2 separate regions of the Homo sapiens genome follow, and region 2 is linked to region 1. A link is a loop called in an ENCODE intact Hi-C map of the cell type or tissue named here. Cell type or tissue: natural killer cell. All regions are shown on one strand. Region 1 has its middle 16 kb from the start of LINC03141. Region 2 overlaps FERRY3 (FERRY endosomal RAB5 effector complex subunit 3).

Region 1 (5,000 bases):
CAAGAAATGCTGCACAGGTGCAAGGTGAGTCCACCCGTCATCACAACTTCTTTAGAAAAGTCAGTCTACCACTGGTGTTTGTTGCTTTGGCCGCAAACCACCAGTATAACTGCCTTGGTCCTCGGAATTGAGGGAATCACCCAGCTTTCTTGACTTTGTGTACAGAGGATGAGGACAGGGCTGGAATGGTATGGCACAGCTTTGGAAAGGGACATGTGGGTCTGTTATGTTTCTTTTTAGCCCACTGCCTGATGTCTCTTTCAATCTTCATTTCCTTTGGTCCTTCACTTCTTAGGTTTGTGTGCCCCTCTAAGAGTGGTGCAGCTTCAATTACACGTAGGTAATTTCTAGTTTAATGTCAGGGTCATTGTTTTGATCCGTCCTCCCAGAAAGTCTCATCATTCCTCTCCGAGAAGTTCTGGAGTAAAAGCTCTTCTTGTCATGTCAGTTCCCAGAGTCTGAACAGATCTTGTTCTAAGATCCAATGCTCTGTCCCTGCCCTCCATCCTGCATTCTGCTATCCTGAGGGCATTCAGAGCTCTTTTGTGTGCAGCTGACCCTCAAGAGTGAGTCCCCAAGAATTGCTGTGGTAGGTATCAGGCAGATAAACCTCCAATGGTTCAGTAACACTATATATATATATATATATATTTTTTTTTTTTTTTTTTTGAGATAGGGTCTTGCTGTGTCACCCAAGCTGGAGTACAATGCTACAATCTTGGCTCATTGCAACCTCCACTTCCCGGGCTCAAGTGATCCTCCCACCTCAGCCTCCTGAATAGCTGGCACTACAGGCAGGCATGACCATACTTAGCTAATTTTTTAGTAGAGACAGGGTCCCACTATACTACCCAGGCTGGTGTCAAACTCCTGGGCTCAAGCAAGTCTCCCTCCTTGACCTCCCAAAGTGCTGGGATTACAGGCATGAGCCACTGCACCTGGCCCCATAACACTATTTTAAACAGTATTAGAAGGTGGCTAAAACTGAGAAGGAGAGAGCAAAAATATTTTACTAATATAAGCTCAAGAGTACTTATTCTAAACAAACCTAGTTTCTATCCATAGAAGGCTGGTTAAATAAACCACAATATTATCACATGATGGAATATTAACAGCTATAAAAAGAATGAGGAACTTTAAAAATATATTGATATGGAAAATTATCCAATGTATACTGCTATGTGGTGGGGGAAAGGCTCAAAATGGTGTGTATAGCATGCTTCCTTTTCGCCTAAAGGGGAAGAACAACAATAATGTTCATTTGCATGTGTCCATATTTGCATAAAGAAATACCAAGAGAATACATGGGGCAATTTAACAACGATTACCTCTGGCAGAGGGGAGATGGAAAAGGGTAGAGAAGGCTGACATGGAGGATTGACATTAACTTTAAACTTCTTTATTGTTTCGATTTTTGTACCATATAAATTGCATTACCTAGTCCAAAACAATGTTGGTGGAGAAAGGATTCATACTTTGCCTAATTTGATTAAAGAATAGCACAAGAAGAAAACTCAGGCCGGGCACGGTGGCTCACGTCTGTAATCCCAGCGCTTTGGGAGGCCGAGGAGGGCGGATCATGTGGTCAGGAGATCGGGACCATCCTGGCTAACACGGTGACTCCCCGTCTCTACTAAAAATACAAAAAATCAGCCAGGCGTGGTGGCGGGCGCCTGTAGTCCCAGCTACTCGGGAGGCTGAGGCAGGAGAATGGCATGAACCCGGGAGGCAGAGCTTGCAGTGAGCCGAGATCATGCCACTGCACTCCAGCCTGGGCGACAGAGCGAGACTCCGTCTCAAAAAAAAAAAATAAATAAATAAAAAGAAAACCAGCATCAGAAGGTTTGAATGGAATCATGCCTGTTTAAATTGCCTGGAGTAACCCCAATATGAACAAACTTGAAAATAATATGAAGGAGGCTAGGCAAAGGGGAATGCTACATCACTGTTTCCAAGAATCCGAAGGATGTGTGCCTGAGGCGAGAGCTGGAAGAAACAGGCTTCTCTAACCTGAAGAATTACAGTAGTCTTGAAGACTTGTGAGAATGGGTTTCCCATCTGGCCTTGGAATCTCACACTCTGATTTATGTGAATTTTGTCTGACCTTCTGGACCCATGATTCCATGAAAGTTATTCCAGTGCAGATGCTCCTTGACAGTGAGAAAGAGGTCTCTAGCTGTGTTTCTGAGCATCCCAATCAAGGGTGCAGGGCAGTGGGTCAGAAGCTGTGCTCTGTGGTTCAGGGGGCTTGCAACTTGGGTATTAACCCTGGACATGGTGAAATCAATTGTACTCATTAAATTAGCATTCCTGTCCACTCTTTAGATAGATAGTAACTTCTCAAGACCAGGGCATACGCATCTTACTCATTTCAGTTAGTACTTGTTGAATGAATGAATAAATATGAAATACACTTTATTTGCAAATTGTTTGAAAAAGTATTTGCAATAAGTATTCAAAATTTTTTTATCTGAAGCAATGAAGGCTCCATCCAGGCATTTCTAACACTGGAAAGATGATATTGTTGCCAGTAGAGGGCAGTGGTGCCTTTATCAATTAATAAAAGAGAGCGGGAGCGTGTGTGTGTGTGTGTGTGTGTGTGTGTGTGTGTGTGTGTGTGTGTGTGTGTGTGTGTGTGTTTGATTTTAAAAATCTAAACAATTAATGTATTATCAATTAATAAAAGAACATGCGCACACACTCACACACCCACACACCTCTCTATTCTTTCTTTCCCAAATTAGCTTCTTCCTATTGTTTCATCAAGACAGAAGGACCTGTACATATAGTTCAGTGATGGGCAGTTGAGGTCATAGTCATTGACCACAAAGCCCCCTTGGCCAACTTGGTAAACCCACTGTGTGCTGGAATGAACTTGAATTCTACATCAATACCTTCTTAATAACACTCAGAAATTGTGGGGACTGTTTTCAGGGAAAAGAAGATACCAACCTCCTTCCTTCTTCTCTCTCAGGGCCTCTGACCCACCCCTCTGTCTCCTACAGGGTCCACATCTAATCATGGGAATCAGGGGTAGCCTCTGCAAGACCTGAGTTCTTCCCGAGTGGCGAAAGCAGGCAGGGACATGCAAAGGGCCGTGACTGCAGGCTGCTCAAATATTTCAGGGTACAAAGAAGCAGCTGTCAAGCCAGTGTGGCTCAGTGAGGGAGAAACAAGTCAGCCTGAAAATTACCTGTGCTGATTCTTGCCATAGACGATTTCTCATCCCCCTGCAGCTCCTTGTACCCAACCTACCACGTTCAAATCAGCACCAGATGTTGTTGCCCTGAATTCCTTTCATCAAAAACTCTGGGAAATATGACTTTCTGCTCTAGAGCAGTAAACTGGTGCTCCATAGACCTTGGGAAAGTCCTTCACCCTTGAGTTCTTCTGGATTTCGGTTACTCAATCTGATGCATAGGACAATTAAATTCACCAGTTCACCGCTTCCAAACCAGATGTTGTGTGTGCACAGCCCACATGGACTGCTAGGTGCCCATGTTGAGTGCCTCCGTGTGCTTGAAGGGCACATGTCAACAGATTGAGGAGCCACATGGTGTCTCGCAGAATGCAAATGGTGGCCCACTAAGACCAAATGAATTCCAGAAAGTCAGGTATATGTAAAGTCAGATTAGACCTAAGTGGGTAGAGTGTAGAATGGAATGGAATGAGGGCATGAAGAGGTGTCAGAAGGAAAGGGAGGATCGCTGCAGTATTCAAATAAAAATCATCCACTATCTTAGTGTAACTCCTTGCAAAGTGCTTCCATGCCCAGCATCTCACTAAAACCTCAGGCTGGATGGTAATGTAGGCCAGGGCATGGTGCTCCCCATTTTAAAGAGAAATTGTTGCAAACACAGGTTAAGTGACCTCCCCACGTTGACACAACTCACTTATGTCAGAGCCAGTTCTCCTGGGTCCATCCTTTCTATTTCTAGGAATGAGTATAGGTTGCTTTTGGAAATAAATAAGATTTCCATGTTTCACATAGCAAGGACACAAAGTTCAGTTTGGAGGACCTGGGAAAGGCCTTTAAAGTGGGAGGCCCCCACAGGCACACCAGATCGCCGCCAAGCACTGTCAGTAGGAAGGCGCTCGCTAGAGGTGAGCCCATGCTGTCACAGAGCTGAAAGGAAGAGAAGAAAAAGGAGAAGCCATCAGTCTCACTTTTCAGAGGTACAGATCAGGAGCTGTTTGGTGTTTAGGGTTCATTTTACTCCAACACTGCAAATAACTACAACCCTACATACGCTGAGTCCAGAAGAAGTTATGCAAAGGAGTAGAGGGTACGAAGTAAGTGTCATCTACTGCCCTCCTCCTCCGCAGTAATGAACACACCTCTCCTCTCCCTGGTGTTAGATGGGTCTTCACAAACAGTAATTATTGGGAGCCAAGGATTACTGCTGAGAGCACTGGCTTATCGTTGACCTGAAAGAGGTGGAAGGACAGGTGTACCCTGCGGCAGGAAGCCACTCTAAACGTAGGTGTGGTCGCTACCACTGTCTGTGGCTGGTACAAATCTCTGTCCTGAAGATATTTTAGAAACACTGTGAGACACAGTTGACTGGGTATATCACTCCTCCCAGGCAAGAAATTACTGAAAATAATAATTATTGTTATATTGTCAATACCTTGGTATATTACATTTCATAGCTTAAAGTTTTCATATGCATCTTTTCTTGCTTGATCCTCAACCATCTAGAATACACACAAGGCAGGATTTATTACTGTTCTTTTACAGACAAGGAAACTGAGACCCAGGGAAGTGAAGTGGTTTGGCCAAGGTTTTGTAGCTGGTACTTCACTGGGTGGAAACTCAAACATAGGACTTCTGACTCCAAATAGTCCCAGCGAGGTTGAGTAGTGTTGAGTGAAGGAAGGGCCCAGCTGCCACCGTGGGCCTCCAGCCCCTTTGAAGAGCCTCGTTGGATCTGGCTCCTAGAGAAAGGCAGTGCAGAGCTGTCTCTGTGCAGGCTGAGGCGCCTGGCAGAGCTCCTCAT
Region 2 (5,000 bases), 530 kb after region 1:
GTAAAGACTTTAACAATAACCTATCCATCTGTCCATCCATTCATCCCATAAATTTTTACTGAGCATGTCTTATGTGCTAGTGTCAAGAGCTAAACACTTGGCAAGGAACTGGGTACACAACGAAAAAAAAAAAAGACATGAGACTGACATTATACAAATAAAATGCTATTTAAAAATATTTATAGCATACACTGGCATATGCTGGAAATAGGATTATTATACCGTACTCAGTATATTTCCAACTGAATATACTTTAGGATTTGAAAAATATTAATTCTCAAACATAACAGATACATAGCCAGGAAATAACATAGGTATGGTCAAGCTCTAAGGGAATATGTGAAATACAATTTATCTAGGCCAAGAGATGCCATACAAGTTATAATTTATGAGAAATCCTCCATGCTATTTCTGTACCTTCTACATGCTTCTGTTACTGCACATACCACTCTATGCAGTATTATTTTATTTATAGATCAGTCTCTCTTTCTAGAATATAAGCTCCATATAGGCAGGGGTTTTTTTTGTTTGTTTTTCTGCTTAGAGAGTGTTTGGCATTCAACCAATGTTTACTGCATGGAGTGGAAACTAAAGAAATAAAGATAGTATTTAAGTATTTAGGTGTATGTATCTAGAACATAAAACTAAAGTTCTATTTCAAACTAACCAATAACCATTGCCCCCCAAATAATCCACATAAAGCCTATAATGCAAAAGGTGGTAAAAGCACAGCATAAAATTGTCTTGAACTTTCACTAGCAAATTAAAAAGACATACAGCTAAAAGGTTTAACTTTGTAGTAAATATAAACATTACTAACAATGGACTACTATATGAATAAGAACAATACATAGTTAATACCTAAGGGAGCTGTTGTTGGGGTTTTTTAGGTCTTGGTGAAGTTTTATTACCCATTCTTGATACTCTTGTTTTTGGATGGCAGTTGATTGTTTTAATTCATTCGACCATTTATTTTCTAGGTCCTAAAAGAAACAGTATACCAACTGGTTAATTTTTTTAACAAAAACAAACAAACAAAAAAACAAAAGAAAATGCAACTGCATACCTAAAAGTCACTGTATTTCACTTACTTGCTGGGATTCAAAATGCTGAGCAGCCAGTGAATTTACATCTTGATCTGTCAGTGATTTTCCCAATTCCTGCATGACTTTTTCCATTTCAATACCTTGTCTAAAACACAAATAAACAAATCAGGGATATTCATCAAACTTTCAAGGTATATGATCCTTCAGATTCATCAAACAATCTCTATAAAGTGAAAATAAAAAATTTATTTTATAGAAATGTGTCCAGGAATGAGAATTGTAACTGGAAAGTACTTTAGAATCCTTGGAAATGGAGACTAGCCAATAACGATGATAGTGTCATATAATATCAACATCATTTGTGCAGCTAAATTTTCATCTAAATGTATTGCACAGACGAATGCAGTCAAAATCTAAGTTACCTTTCAATTACCATGGCTAATGTTAAAAACTCTGGACCCCTTTTCACCTGCAAATTTCCTCAAAGAAGAGGCTCTGCAATTTCAGCTTAAATGGATTTTCTATTTGTATATGAACTAAAGTGACTTCAACCTCTGAAAGTTAGTTTACATTATATCCAGAAGCAGACAATTAGATCCTGAGTCAAATTACTATTAAGTCATAAAATTTACAGAGAGACGTAAAATACAGTCTGAAGATGTTAGTCACACCTTCTGCATTTATCCAAAGAAATAATGTGCAAAAATTAAAAATGGTTTTTCCTACAGGAAAAATTAACCAATGGTGTTAGAAGTACAGATAATGGTTATTTATGAGGGAAAGGGTAAAGGACTAGAAGGGCATGAAAGAGGACTCTGTAATGCTGGAAATATTCTATTTCTTGATCTGGGCAATGGTTACATGGTCGTGCTTAATTTGTGAAAGTTTAATGAGCTGTACACCCACAGTTTGTTGCCTTTTCTGTGTGTATGTTATATTTTAATAAATAAGTTCACTTAAAAAATTGAAATTAAAGATTATCTTCTAATACAAATGTATGCAAAAAGTTTGTTCTAAAACAAATTTCTAACAAACTGGGAAAGAACAAAACACAGATATAAACTAAGAGGATTTTATCATCCTAGTTAATTCAGGTAAATTGCTCTTAAGAGTGAATTTTTGGCCAGGCGCGATGGCTCATGCCTGTACTCCCAGCACTTTGGGAGGCCGAGGTGGGCGGATCACCTGAGGTCAGGAGTTCAAGACCAGCCTGGCCAACGTGATGAAACTCCATCTCTACTAAAAATGCAAAAATTAGCTGGGCATGGTAGCGGGCGCCTGTAATCCCAGCTACTTGGGAGGCTGAGGTAGGAGAATTGCTTGAACCCAGGAGACTGAGGTTGCAGTGAGCTGAGATCGTGTCACTGTACTTCAGCCTGGGCAACAGAGCAAGACTCCATCTCAAAAAAAAAAAAAGGGTGAATTTATACTTATTTATAACACTGATTAAGATATATATATATGATAAATTAAATTCAAGCAAGTTACACATATATACATTTCTATATATACCTTCTGGTAGTAAATATTCAATATCACTTAAATCCCACTTAGTTCTAAGGCAGATGACTCCATTAACTTTTAATAACTATTATGGGTCAAATGAAAATTATGCTTGCAAGTGAGATTCTTATTTAGAAACAGAAATAACTGCTAACCATTTATAAATACAAACAGATATAAATATATATTACTATTTTACATTACACATGTTCCCTCTAGTGGATAAAAGGTATCATTGCCATTTTTAAAGTTTAAAGAAATATCTAGAATCTGGTTTGCTTAAAAAAAGAGCACATCTCTTGTGAAGAAAAAGACAGACAGAAATTCAACAAATAAAATTTCATGAACATTTATTTCATCCTAAATATGTCCAAAAGGCAACTAGCTAATCATATAGTTGATGATACAATATATTTTTTCTATGATTAAGATAGAAGAAAATTTTATTACGTCTCAGATGAAATACTAAATATAGCCTGGCTCAGTATGTGAGATGTGACAACTCTGGCAACCTATATATTATCTTGAAGATACTTTAAGAAAAAAAATCATTATAACTTGTATTATTGATGCTGTGCCGAGAAACTGTCTTTTAAAGATGTACAATGGCATTAAAATGAAATAAGAAAATGTGTCACTTCTGCTCATGAAATGGATAAATAAATTAAGCACCAAAATTTCGGGTCAACCTCCACAGACACTAGTGAATTTCAACTTACCTTAAGTCATACTGTTCACCTTTGCAATAAATATTACCTACCAGAGGAATACAGCTTATTTTTCTTTTTCAAGCTAGCGGTTTGGACAGGTTAAAAATAAATTACAAAACTTTTAAAACTAGATGAATTCAAGTATTATTTATATGTTTAGAAAGAAAAAAGAAGGCCAAACCCCATCAAGAAATATGGCCAAATATGATTTCAAACAATAAAATAAGTCAAAACAAACCTCTACTAAAAAACTATTCCATGAAAAAAAAAAGTATGAATACCAGTAAATGCAGGTAATTAGCACGTTAATTGAACTTCCCAAAAGATGAAGAATCATGTAGAACACAAATCTTCAGATTTAGAATAAGGAAGCATTATAGACTATTAATGGCTAGATATATAGTTTTCTAGGGGGTAGAGGCAGCAAACTATGCTGCAAGTTAGAGTCACTCAACAGCTCAATGAAAGTACTAGGAATGGAAGTATAGGGAGCCAAAATGGGAATTTATCAATATACCCAAAGAGGCAGAATGAGTATAGTCACAGAAAACCTGACGGCTAATAACAGATTCAGGATGACTTGAAGGTTATATTATTTGAAGGCCTAGGAGGAAAAATCAAACAAATGAAGTTCAACAGAAAGTAATTAATTAGTATTAGGTAATTCTACTTTTACGTATTTTTAAAAACCTAATTCTATATTTTGTTCTTCTTTTTAAACTATATTCACAATTTTATGGGCTACATAATAAAGAACTAGAAAAAAATTTTGTCTTCCCCAGGGAAATATGTTTCAACTATATACCTAGTGGCAACCACTCACTGCAGGTATCTCATCAAAAAGGAATAAACTGCCCCAATACAGCTGGTCAACAAACCAAACCTATAAACAGTGACAAATATCTCAAAACAGCATGTTCTTTTTGACAAAGAGATCATTCTAATATTTTACAAAGTATGAGAATAAGTGGTCCAGAGGAGTACAATTGTTATGAAAATTTACAAATCTATGCAATATAATAAATATGCTAATTTAGTACACAGAAGAGAGTATCCCTCAGGAACAATTATTAAATACATTTCCTTATTATTTTTCTGTACTTAAAATTTTCTTAACCATGACAATGCTCCAAAGATTATTCTCATCTTGCTAGCCTTACTGTATTCTAATGGGAAGCTAATGAGAACCAGGAACAAACCAGCACATCTTTTTAAATTTACTCCTTTGGGACTATTAAATCAGTTACACACACACACACACACACACACACACACACACACACACACAAACAAAAGTGATTTAGTCCTAATATACTCTCACAATCAAAGCAACACTAAAACTATTATCTTAATGGCATATACACCCAATGTCTTAAATAAGTGTTTTTAAGATAATAAATATTATTAGATTCTGCTAAATTACAATGGATTATCTAGAAGGACACATCCTGAATTCCTATCACAATTTATATAGAGTTACTAGAAAGCAGTCAGGGAAGCCACTTATTACTTTAAAATAAATAATGCTAGAAGTTTTTTACATACTCTGAAGAAAAGATAAATAATAAAAGCATTGTTTGTATACTGTGTTAAGTAATCCATACAGCAGGAATTCAAATCTAATTACAATTTCTTGGAACAATACTAGTGTTATTATTTTTTTCTAAGGTACTTGAGCGTACAAAATGAACTGAAAGAGCCATGGTCATAGTTAGAGCAGGGCAATACAGAGGTTCTGAAT

The links. A loop is a pair of places that touch in the nucleus more often than their neighbours do. Peaks named below come from ENCODE experiments on the same cell type or tissue, not always from the same donor. Only the 100,000 strongest peaks of a DNase experiment are listed, where the experiment ranks them.
Region 2: a loop joins it to region 1, with 21 times the contacts of the local background. A loop is called at or near these places in 9 of 110 quality-filtered maps.

What each region holds. Positions count from the first base shown.
Region 1 is chr12:3,993,456-3,998,455 of GRCh38, forward strand. No RefSeq gene overlaps it. Among named protein-coding and RNA genes, the nearest start is that of LINC03141, 16 kb to the right of the region's middle. In natural killer cell, CTCF peaks have their summits at 2,535 (motif pointing right) and 2,736; a DNase peak (open chromatin) is centred at 2,536.
Region 2 is chr12:4,524,393-4,529,392 of GRCh38, forward strand. FERRY3 (FERRY endosomal RAB5 effector complex subunit 3) reads right to left here. Exons shown (of 14, transcript NM_020374.4): 5 at 1,092-1,191; 6 at 862-983. Among named protein-coding and RNA genes, the nearest start is that of FERRY3, 12 kb to the right of the region's middle. In natural killer cell, CTCF peaks have their summits at 2,729 (motif pointing left) and 2,929; a DNase peak (open chromatin) is centred at 2,779.